Linked DNA regions of Homo sapiens: region 1 is linked to region 2. A link is an interaction called in ENCODE POLR2A ChIA-PET data of the cell type or tissue named here. Cell type or tissue: GM12878. All regions are shown on one strand. Links, peaks and the distances in the headings refer to the core of each region. The heading gives the core; the rest is flanking DNA.

Region 1 (2,926 bases), core at 246-2,745, 160 kb before region 2:
TAAATTCTTATTTACAAACACTGTTTCTTGTTTTTCCTGCCTTTGATGTGAACTTTAATTTTTAAGTGTAATCTAAACCACCTTTAAAACAAATCATTTATTCGTAAGGTTTACTATGTCATAATTGCCTGGTTATTTGGATGATAGATGTGTCATATCTGAAAACTAACTAGTTATCTTTTGAAATGTATTTCAACATGCATTATCTGAAGCAGCAAAGGTGAGAACACTGCGTGGATAAATATGATAAAAAATATGATGGATTTACAAGCACAGCACTCAGGTTTAGCATTTAGTCATTTTTATTATGTTGTTGGGTCAAAAGTGTAAAAGAAGACCAGCAGAGGAACTGTTAAGGCTCCTTGGAGTTTTTGCCTGCCCTCCTGCCTGGGGATGGAGGTAGTTCTAGCCTAGAAACTCTTGAATGCTTTACAAATAATAGAAGCCAAGTGGGAAAAGCATGTTCTATATTTTAATGCTGACATCCTCATAGAAAAAAAAAAGTAAAGATTCAGAATACTTGGCTGTGATTCAGTACCTAAACACTTCCTGGTGTTTCTCAGAATCCCCCGGAGACTCATAAATGCTGCTGTGTTGGAGGTACCCATTGCTGCTGCACACTTAGGCCAGTTTGTCAAACTAACGAGCTCAAGAGCGATGCTATTTCTAGGTTCAACCCCATGGGGGAGGAACAGAGAGAAAACAAAACCAAAATTCAGACAGAAGAGTAATCCTAAAGGCCAGTTGACAAAAAATTTATTAACACATATATACCAAATCTCACCCAGAGTAGTATCCTTTGTGGAGATTTTACCCTACAAATCTTTTGCTAGCTCCTTGAGTCCAAGCATTACAGATAAGGTGGTATGGTTTTTACACTGGGTGATGTTTATTGATCTGGACTTAAAAAACAGCACTGTCTGGCTTTTTTTCACTGACACAATATTTGCAAATAACTATGGAATGGAGAGGACGTGTTTTCCTCTTGTTAGGGCCTATTGTTTTTTAAGAAAATTAACAAAAGGGAGAGAGAAGCTTTAACACTCATTGAGAGGGACTTTTTATTCTGGGATTTGATAACTAAGATTCGGGGAAGATAGTGAGTTTTGGTGTAATTTGTGTCATCAAAACAACCCCTGTATTAGAGCAGGAGATACAGTATCAATAGATAATGAGAAAAGACAATGGAAATTATACAAATGTATGTTTCTTAAAAGCTTTTGCTACCTATTATTTTCTAGCCTATAGGCAAAATTTAGAGACATATAATGGATATGCTTATATTGATAGTAACATATCATGTAATTTAAAAGGCTAAGTCCACCTTACAGGTTTGCCTCATGCCATGATGAATCATTTTGAAATGTGATTGGTCTTCTAAGGGATTGTTCAAAGATTGTCAGTCAATCATTGACAAAATAACTCTGTGAGGTGACTTACTACAGTTTGGTTTTGATGTTTACAACATAACCAAATGTGAACTTTGGAGCTTGTAAAGTTGTTCTTTCAGCATTATAAATTTGGCAGCTTCCTCTTCCTGCCTCCCTTCTCCTCCTCCTTCTCTTTTTCTTCTTCTCCTTATCTTCCCTTCCTGCTTCAACAAATTCACAGAAATAGGAGGCCTGCTGTATTAATTTTATTGTTTGCTTACTTTCAAATCTTTTCTTTCAGGCATATTTCAATATATAATTGATATGAAGTGTGACAATTTTTAATTTGTCTTGACTTTTTAAATTTTATGATAGAAAATGGAAACCAACATATATAAATAATCTACTAATATTTCTTAACCTTTATATATATGCTCAAGAGAAGACTTTTTTCTTCCCCCTGGAATGAATTTTTTTTTTTTTAAAGAAAGTCAAGTATTATGTATACACAGCTTTTGAATTCTTGGATATATTTTTGAAACTTTAAAACATTATTATTTATATTAATCTTTGAAGTATTTCCTCTTGAGGAACTACCTATACTTCTTGCATAGTGACCTAGTTTCAATAGTAACATTTTATAGAAGCTGATGGTAAAATTTATGTCTTCGGACCATAATTAATTATGTTTTGAACTTAAACAGGAACATCTCCTTTCTTAACTAAACGGCCGTGTCTTACATTTACATGATTTGCTATTTGTACCTTAAAGAGGTGTAATAGTTTTATTATGTTCTTATGTCATCAGTAATTTCATATGTGAGTCATGAATCCCATAGATTTAGTGGTGCTCAAATACACTTATTGATTGATTGATTTGCTATACAATTGGCTCTCTGTATTTATGAGTTCTGTATCTAGGGATTCAACCAACTTTGGTTTGAAAATATTAGGGGAAAAAAGAAAATATACAACCATAAAAATACATATTTAAAAAATTCAGTGTAACAACTATTTACTTAGTATTTACATTATATTAGGTATTACAAGTGATCTAGAGATGATTTAGAATTACAGGAGGATGTGCATAGGTTATATACAAATACTATGCCATTTCATTTAAGTGACTTGAGCATTTGTGGATTTTTTGGGGCATTTCTTGAACCAATCCCCCATGAATACCCAGGGATGGCTGTATATGGTTGATACTTTGGGAAGATTTTAGATTTAGTATAAATGGAAACTTAAAGCGTAGGCTTGCAGTTAAATATATTTAACTGCCATCATTCTAGAAACCAAGAGTTGAAAAAGCCCTTTAGGGACTTAATGCTCTTCTTTCCGTAAATGTGTAGAGCACAGCTGCCCTAACCTGGCTCGTCATCAGAGCTTCCTGGGGACCTCTTAACAACGTGGATTCCAGGGTCAGCCCCCAGGAGAACATGGCTCCATAGGTTTGGGGTACAGCCAGTAAGCTTCATTCAACAAAACCAAACCCAATCCCAAAAATATTCCAAACACTTTTGATAATCAGCGGTGTTTGGGAATCATTGATGTTT
Region 2 (2,926 bases), core at 108-2,607:
CTTATGTTCCTGTTGAAAGTAGACGTATCTCAAGAAAAAGAGGTTTTAGTATTTTTAATGCAAGTGATTTTTCCATTAAGATGTGACTCTCATTCCTAGATCCTGCTATGACAGACACTGATGGTTGCCTGGACATTACCCATGTTTCCTTCTTATATACTAAGAAAATTCTAATTGTCTTTGGGGAGGAAATATACTCAACTAAAATACTCAAATCTAATACTTCCTTGCAGCTAGGGATGGCCAATTAACCCAGTTTTATCTAATGAGCTGTAAGCAGAAGGGCTTCTAAGAAAAATTTTGAAGAAAATATTTAGACTTGGATGGCACATCATTTTGGCCCCTTGCCTTTCCCGTTGTTTTCTTTCTTTTCCTAGAAGACAAAACACTATGCTCAGAGGTTCAGCAGCCATATTGTGATCATAAGAATAAAACATTCACTCTACTAATGAAAAACTGGGGTGTAGAAGAACCTTGATCTTTGCCGATTCACATATGCAGCTAAAGCAGCTCAGAATTGCTTATCTCTGGATTTCTTGTTACTCGAAAAAGGTGGACCCATATGTTATTTGAGCTTTTTGATACTTGAAGCCAAACATGTCCTAACCAATGCACAGGTAGTGTTTAAAAATAAAAGGAAGAAAAAAGTCCTGCCACAGGATGGAACTAGCTCCATCAGGACAAATTTTGTTAACTAAATTGACAGTACAGCAGTCCTTCCTTATCCAAAGAGGATACATTCCAAGACCCCAAGTGGATGTGTGAGACCACAGGTAGTACTGAAGCCTAGAGAATCTACGGTTTTTGATCTGATAACTGAGATGGCTACGAAGTGACTAAAGGGTGGAATACACTGGACAAAGGGATGGTTCACATCACAGGTTGAACAGAATGGGAAGGTCAGAGATTTCATCATGCCATTGAGCATGACATACAACTTAAAATTGATGAATTATTTATTTCTGGAATTTTCCATTTAATATTTTTGGATCAAGGTTGATCACAGATAACTGAAACTGTGGAAAGTAAAACTAGGGATAAAGGGTAACTGCTGTTTAAGAGCACAGATTTTCAAAGTGCATGCTCCTGGCACTCTTTGTAAGGTTTTGAGAGAATATTGGGAGGAAATAGAAGGAACCCTAGGGATCTATGCCATTATTTGAAAACAAAAACTCATCTGGCCCGAGATGAAGGGGTAAGGTTAACATGATGCTTTGTACTTAGTGCCTTATGAATAAACTTCTACTGCTGATCATACGAGCAATTCACCTGTAAGTCCTAATAACCCGAGCTTCAAAGGCTCATCCCATTGAAAAGGAATTTCCCCGCCTCTGCAATTCAAATGAAGTAAATACTCACTGAACTGTAGACACCTCCTGCTGCTTTTGACTTTCATCTTAAAAAAAGCAGGAGACAGTATTATGCGTTGTAGATCTAAAAATTCATTTGTGAAAGGAGAATCTTCCTTTTAAAAGGTGACTGTTATTAATTGCAGTTTTATAATTGATCCTTTAAGGAACACAAATGAGTTTTAAATGTTCTCTTTCAATGCACCTCAATGGGTGGAAGGGTGGGTGTATTGTCTGGGATACCACAGGTAGAACCTTAAGTCTTGGCCTTGTAGAAATCAGGCCAAGATGAAACTGTCTTTTGTGACAAAATTCAACAGTCTGCCTTAGACAAAAATCAAACAAATCATGAATTATTGCTGATTTGGATGTTTGTTCCCTCCAAATCTCATGTTGAAATGTGATTCCCAGTGTTGGAGGTGGGACCTGGTGGGAAGTGATTGGATCATGGGGGTGGGTCCCTCATGAATGGTTTAATGCCATCCCCTTGGTGATAAGTGAGTTCTCGCTCAGTTAGTTCATGTGAGACCTGGTGGTTTCAATGAGTCTGAAAAGAGTCTGGGGCCTCCCATGTGTCTCTCTTGTTCCAGGTCTCACCATGTGATACATTGGCTCCCAGTCACCTTCTGCCATGATTGTAAGCTTCCTGAGGCCCTCACCAGAAGGTGAACAGATGCTGGCACTATGTTTCCTGTACAACCTGTAGAACCATGAGCTGATAAAACCACTTTTATTTACAAATTACCTAGCCTCAGGTATTTCTTTCCTTTGCTTTTTTTTTTTTTTTTTTTTTTTGAGACGGGATCTCGCTCTGTTGCCTAGGTTGGAGTGCAGTGGTGTGATCTTGGCTCACTGCAGCCTCCACCTCCTGAGTTCAAGCAATTCTTCCACATCAGCCTCCCGAGTAGCTGGGATTACAGGTGCCTACCACCACACCTGGCTAATTTTTGCATTTTTAGTAGAGATGGGGTTTCACCATGTTGGCCAGGCTGGTCTTGAACTCCTGACCTCAGGTGATCCACCCGCCTCGGCCTCCCAAAGTGCTGCGATTATAGGCTTGAGCCACTGTGCCTGGCCAGGTATTTCTTCATATTAGTGCAAGAATGGACTAACACAATTACTAAGTCAGCTTCTTAGAATTCTTAACAATTGCTCTTAGTTTTCATGGTCATGAAACCGACTTTCTTCCTTTCTTTTTTTTTTTTTTTTTTTTTGACGGAGGCTCACTCTGTCACCCAGGCTGGAGTGTAGTGGCACCATCTCAGCTCACTGCAAGCTCTGCCTCCTGGGTTCATGCCATTCTCCTGCCTCAGGCTCCCGACTTCCTTAATTCTTCCTTCCTATGAAGAGGAGACTGACAGTTTGCTCAGTCCTGGGCTACATGGTCATTCTGTCTGTAGCATGCATCTAGGATAGAGTGAGCACCAGCAAAAAATGTCTTAGCTGAACATCTCTTTCAGTCAAATTAAAAAGTTTCTTATAAACAAAATGTAACCATGGCCATGAGAATCTCCTTAGCAGTTCTTTATCTTTCTATGGGCACAGACAGGATAATTTTTACAAGAAAGATGAAAGAG

Evidence for each region. ChIA-PET counts read pairs that join two places held together with the same protein. Peaks named below come from ENCODE experiments on the same cell type or tissue, not always from the same donor. Only the 100,000 strongest peaks of a DNase experiment are listed, where the experiment ranks them.
Region 1: POLR2A ChIA-PET joins it to region 2 with 6 read pairs; 2 of 35 experiments call an interaction of 5 or more read pairs at or near these places.

What each region holds. Positions count from the first base shown.
Region 1 is chr20:52,230,040-52,232,965 of GRCh38, forward strand. The region is part of intron 1 of LOC105372666 (a long non-coding RNA gene); the gene reads left to right. Among named protein-coding and RNA genes, the nearest start is that of ZFP64, 40 kb to the left of the region's middle. In GM12878, for the core only: no CTCF peak of the experiment used is centred there; a DNase peak (open chromatin) is centred at 1,400.
Region 2 is chr20:52,391,930-52,394,855 of GRCh38, forward strand. All of the region lies in intron 4 of LOC105372666 (a long non-coding RNA gene), which reads left to right. Among named protein-coding and RNA genes, the nearest start is that of ZFP64, 200 kb to the left of the region's middle. In GM12878, for the core only: no CTCF peak of the experiment used is centred there; no DNase peak of the experiment used is centred there.